Regions from separate parts of the Homo sapiens genome. Here region 1 is linked to region 2. Evidence: read pairs that join two places in POLR2A ChIA-PET (ENCODE). Cell type or tissue: Panc1. All regions are shown on one strand. Each heading gives the region's core, and the rest is flanking DNA. Links, peaks and the distances in the headings are about the cores only.

Region 1 (2,905 bases), core at 1-2,500, 180 kb before region 2:
GGTGGGCTATGAACAGGCCAACTGCAAGGGCGAGCAGTTTGTGTTTGAGAAGGGTGAGTACCCCCGCTGGGACTCATGGACCAGCAGCCGAAGGACGGACTCCCTCAGCTCCCTGAGGCCCATCAAAGTGGTGAGCCCCCTGCCATCACCCTACTCCCTCTCTCTGCCCATCATCCTACTTTCTCTCTCTGCCACCTTGGAGCTGGAGGTCTGGGGACCAGGAAGGGGCCCGCCCCTCTAGCACTGTGCCCCTTCTGATTGGTGAGGAACCTCCTCACTGGGTGACCTTGCAAAAGTCATTTTACTTCCCTGAGCCTCAGTTTCTTCATCTGTAAAATGGGCATATTGGTATCTACTGTCCTGAGGTTCCAATGTGCTTATTAGCTTGAGGGTTGTCACACTGCAACTCCAGAAGGCTCCAATCACAAGACTATGAAATGCTCCAGAGGGCACTATTCACATTCTATTTTAGGTGGTTGGTGCCCGCCCCCCGCGCCCAAGGGTTGGGCAACTCCCGTCATTGCTCAATAACCAATAGCCATCAGAAATACTACAAGAAATTATGAGTTTGGGGCTGGAGGAGAAGGTGGTTTAGCTCTTCTTCAAGACTCGTGCCAGTGTGAGTTTTCAGTGCTTCTGAGATCCTGATTCTTACTAGTGTGTGAGAGTGTCAACTCTCAGGAAGGGGACAGGGCCCATCACTGCTCAGTTATACTCTCAAACCCTCCAAGCCCAGTCTAGCTCCTCCCAGGACCTACTGGAAGGTTGGGGAACACGGGACTTGGCACCCCACAGACCTGGGTTCCCAAGTTGGCTGTGCTGCTCCCAGCTGTGTGGCCTTGAGCACGTCATTTGACCTCTCTGTGCCGCGCTTTCCTCATCTGCTAAATGGCATAAGAGGATTTTATGTCTGAGGGATAAGGGTTTTATGTGTAAAGGATGAGATGAGATAACTAAGGAAAATGTCATAGGGACAGGAGGATGGGAAGAGATGTAGAAATGAAGAAAAATCAAAATATCTCAGGTGCCTATTAGAGGCACAGTTAGCCTGTGCGTGTGTGTGTACATGTGTGGGTGTGCACGTGTGTGCGCGCAAGTGTGTGCGTGTGTCCATGTGTGTGTGCACGCATGTGTGGGTGTGCGTGTGTGTGCAAGTGTGGGTGTGCACGTGTGTGCGTGCGTGTGTGCAAGTGTGGTGTGCGTGTGTGCATGTGTGCGTGTGCACACATGTGTGGGTGTGCATGTGTGTGTGTGTGCATGTGTGGGTGTTCACATGTGGGTGGGTAGGTATATCGTAGCCACCATTTATAAAAGAGAAACTTGAGGAGGAAAAAATGACATTTCAGAATCAAACATTCCCCAAAGTGTTGCAGAGTGTCTGTTACATGAAAATGGCCCAGTAGAAACTTAACAAACGGCTGTGATCCAACAGCAGTGGTCATAGACACGTAGTGGGTGCACTGGGAAGAGAGTGATGTGTGGGACATGCTGATCCCAACTCTGGGGCATGAGCATGGGGTGGGAAGGCCAACCCTGGGCCCCCTCACCCATACTCACTTCCCCCCATCCTCTGCCAATAGGACAGCCAAGAGCACAAGATCATCCTCTATGAAAACCCCAACTTCACCGGGAAGAAGATGGAAATCATAGATGACGATGTACCCAGCTTCCACGCCCATGGCTACCAGGAGAAGGTGTCATCTGTGCGGGTGCAGAGTGGCACGTAAGTGCGTTGCCAGCCCTGGCTCACCCTGCCCCAGGAACTGAGACTCTGGGGTCCTAAGTCCTGCTCTGCCCTGTACACGCTGGTGATCTTGCACACATCAGTGTGCTCTGCTGACCTCTGGCTTCCCACTGGAAAGTAAATGGGAATTCTCTGCCCATAGGTGGCTTACAGCCGCTGAATTTCTTTCTAGAGCTGCCTTTGGGGAAATGGTATGCCTTTGGAGTGGAGAAACCTTGGCCTTAACCTCAGCCCCAGTGAGCAAGACATGTATGTCAGAGGGGCAAGTTGAGGCAGAGGGAGGATTAGGTTGAGGCAGGAGGGAAGGAATGAGTTGAGTAGTCTGAAAGCTATGAGAAGCAGGAGGACCAGCCCATGCTGCCTTTGACCGCGTGTGTCCCTAAGTTTGGGAACAGGAGGTGTCATTTTCCACTGAATCAAAGTTCCTGGGCACATCGACCCTGGCCATCAGCAGTGAGGGATTTCTCATGGTAATAAATTTGGATTCCATGGGGGTCCACAGATGAGCTTTGGGCAGCGGTGTGCTGGAAACAGCTTATACCAGCTTGTAAGAACTTTTTTTTTTTTTTTTAATTGAGACGGAGGCGCGCACTTTCGCCCTGGCTGGAGTGCAGTGGAATGATCTTGGCTCACTGCAACCTCCGCCTCCCAGGTTCAAGCGATTCTCCTGCCTTATCCTCCCAAGTAGCTGGGATTACAGGCGCCCACCACCAAGCTCAGCTGATTTTTTGCATTTTTAGTAGAGACAGGGTTTCACTGTGTTGGCCAGGTTAGTTTTAAACTCCTGACCTCATGACCTGCCTGCCTCGGCCTCCCAAAGTGCAGGGATTACAGGCGTGAGCCACTGTGCCTGGCCTGGAACGGACTCTTAAATTTTCAGAATCTGTGTGAACTGGTTGACTAATCATTGGTAGCTTGAAACCAGCCACAGGGTGCATTTACAGCATAGAAATCAGCAAGTGCTGCTAATTAAGGCTCTTTCCCCACAACAGAACCAATTTAGCCAAACATACTGGCTTCTTGGGGTTTGTGAAACTCCTAAAATAGTGTGCAAAGTTCTGTGCTCCTATTCCCCTTCATTCCCTCATTCATTCATTCATTCATTCAATCTGTCAGTGCTGCCATATGCCAGGCATTGTGTTAGGTGCCCAGGGTGAAGGA
Region 2 (2,906 bases), core at 148-2,647:
GGGCACACAGCGAGGCAGTTTCAGGGCAGGAAGCCTGGGGTCCCATGGTGCGGCCCTGACACTTGTTCTCACCTGTGGAGGGCAGAGGAGGGGACAGGGAGAGAACTGCATGAAGCTGGCCAGCTGGGAGTGGAGGTGGGTTTGAATTTTTACTTTAAACTAAATGTGTACTCTCTACCTTAATTATGAATTATGAGACACGAAGACTGCGAAACAGACACGCTCCTCTAAAAGTGCCTCTAGGCTGACAGGGGAAAAGTCCCGCCAGGCTTCCAGACGCCACCTTTGAGTCCTTCAACAAGCAGGCCAAGGCCTCTTGCCCACCGGTGTCAGCTCAGCCACTGAACCCTCGAGGAAGAAGAGGTGCTCGAAGGGGAAGAATCTCACCCAGGCACAGCCTGGAAGGGGCACAGAAGGGGCTCTGGAACCAGCAAGCCCAAGTTCAAACTCCCGATCTGCTACTTTCTAGAACGACTGTGCCCTTGGCGGGTCTAAATAGAACCTCTCCGGGCACTCCTTCCTCCCTTGTAAAGTGGGAACAGCAATGGCCACCTTGCAGGTTCAGAGAGGGCTTGCAATACCTCACAGAACTGGGTGCCCGCGAACGTGTGCGTTCCTCCAGATTTGTGACAAATTTGCCAGGCTGGCGTGAGGCTGAACGCCTCTGCCCTCATGGGGTTTAAATTCTAGGAAGGGAGACCGACAAAAACAAGAAGACAAAATTAAAACAACAAAAGGCCCATTGACAGAACATGAAGAATGTCATGAAAAATGAAGGGTGTTGGGCTGCAGTGTTGGGAAACTCTGGCTTAGGGAAGGAAGGACACTTGAGCTGCCACCAAGGAGCAGCTGTCCGGCAGAAGGGCAGTTCAGGAAGAGCACACATCAATAGAGGAGGCCCTGCGGCAGGGGCCAGCGTGGTCAATGGACTGGGAGGAGGAACCACATCAGGCCACGAGCTGGAGCTGAGGGGTGGAAGGTGGAGCTGGGGGAAGGAAGAGGCCAGCTGGGGCCAGCACATGTCAGACCTCAGGCAGGGAAGAGGAATTGATAATGTACCCCACCAGCAATGGGAAGACAGGCTAGGATTTAAGCAGCAAAAATCCTTTCCCTTCTTGCACCCTGTGTCCACCTCTACCTCGACCCCCTTCCGCCTGACCTCATGGCAGCCAGGGAAGCTCCAGGGTTTGTGAGGGCCGCCATCTCAGGAGAGAAACAAGGGTCTCGGGCACCTTCAGGGCCGGCTCCAGCCACACTTATTCCCTGACCTCTCAGCCTCCTTAGCCACTCTCCCTTCCCACATCTCACCCTGCTACAGCCACAGTGGCATCCCTGTGGGTTCTCAAACACACTAGGCACACTCCTGCCTCAGGGCCTTTGCACTTGCTGTTCTCTGCTACAAGTTTTTTTTTTTTTTTTTTTTTTTTGAGACAGGGTCTCGCTCTGTCACCCAGGCTGGAGTGTAGTGGTGTGATCATAGCTCACTGCAACCTCGAACTCCTGAGCTCATGCAATCCTCCCACCTCAGCCTCTCCAGTAGTTAGTTTTCGTTGTTTTGTTTTGTTTGAGATGGAATCTCACTCTGTTGCCCAGGCTGGAGAGGCTGGAGTGCAATGCCACAATCTTGGCTCACTGCAACCTCTGCCTCCCAGGTCCAAGCGATTCTCCTGACTCAGCCTCCCAAGTAGCTGGGATTACAGGCATGCGCCACCGCGCCTGGCTCATTTTTGTAATTTTAGTAGAGACAGGGTTTCACCATGTTGGTCTGGCTGGTCTTCAACTCGTGACCTCAGGTGATCCACCCGCCTTGGCCTCCCAAAGTACTGGGATGACAGGCATGAGCCGCTGTGCCCGGCTCTAGTACTTAGGACTACAGACAGGGACCATCATGCCTGGTGATCCTCCCACCTTTTCTGCTTCAACTCTTTCACCCCACTTAGCCACATGGCTTTACTCTCTTACCTCTTCGGCTCCTCAGTCAGGCCTGACCACCCCTGTTGAAAATTGCAAATCATACCCCCCCACCGCCCACTCTTGCCAGCAGTTTCTGCTCCATTTCTCTGATTTACTTTTCTCCTTTGCACTCATCACTACCTGACATGTTTACATATCTTTATTCCCTCCACTAGCAAGGAAGCCCCAGGAGAGCAGAGAGTGTAGTTTTGTTCCCTGATGTGTTTCCTGTGCCTGTACCAGGGCCTAGCACACAGCAGGTGCTCAGTAAATGTTGGATGAACGAATACAGTGAAAGGATCCAATCTACATTTATAAAGAGGGCACTCTGGCTGCTGAGTGGGGATGAGACTGTCAGGAGGAGAGAGGCCCCTGTGGGGGCCTGGCCAGCAGGTGGGTACAATGGTAGCAGCTTGGACTCAAGTGGGTGGGGCCTGCTTAGGGCTCTGGCTGCAGGAATCAAGGGAAGGGGGCACAGGATGGCCTACAACTGGTCCAAAGTCAAGTCAGGTTTCTAAATTTGGGAAGCGATACAGAAAATCTGAAGACTCTACTGGCCAGTTATTTAAATGGTTACATAGAAAATGTACCAAGAATATTAAAAAAAAAAAAAGGCTAGGCACGGTGGCTCATGCCTGTAATCCCGGCACTTTGGGAGGCCGAGGCGGGTGGATCACAAGGTCAGAAGATCAAGACAATCCTGGCCAACACGGTAAAACCCCATCTCTACTAAAAATACAAAAAATTAGCCGGGCGTGGCGGCAGGCGCCTGTAGTCCCAGCTACTTGGGAGTCTGAGGCAGTAGAATGGCATGAACCCGGGAGACAGAGCTTGCAGTGAACTGAGATCCCGCCACTGCACTTCAGCCTGGGCAACAGAGCGAGACTCCGTCTCAAAAAAAAAAAAAAAAAAAGCATCATGAAGAGGTCATCAGAGACTTCCAGAGAGTAAAG

Evidence for each region. ChIA-PET counts read pairs that join two places held together with the same protein. Peaks named below come from ENCODE experiments on the same cell type or tissue, not always from the same donor. Only the 100,000 strongest peaks of a DNase experiment are listed, where the experiment ranks them.
Region 1: POLR2A ChIA-PET joins it to region 2 with 15 read pairs; 2 of 35 experiments call an interaction of 5 or more read pairs at or near these places.

The regions. Positions count from the first base shown.
Region 1 is chr22:25,227,856-25,230,760 of GRCh38, forward strand. CRYBB2 (crystallin beta B2) reads left to right here. Exons shown (of 6, transcript NM_000496.3): 4 at 1-130; 5 at 1,581-1,723. Among named protein-coding and RNA genes, the nearest start is that of CRYBB2, 9.7 kb to the left of the region's middle. In Panc1, for the core only: no CTCF peak of the experiment used is centred there; no DNase peak of the experiment used is centred there.
Region 2 is chr22:25,405,722-25,408,627 of GRCh38, forward strand. No RefSeq gene overlaps it. Among named protein-coding and RNA genes, the nearest start is that of MIR6817, 48 kb to the right of the region's middle. In Panc1, for the core only: no CTCF peak of the experiment used is centred there; no DNase peak of the experiment used is centred there; H3K4me3 peaks cover 79 bases; H3K27ac peaks cover 882 bases.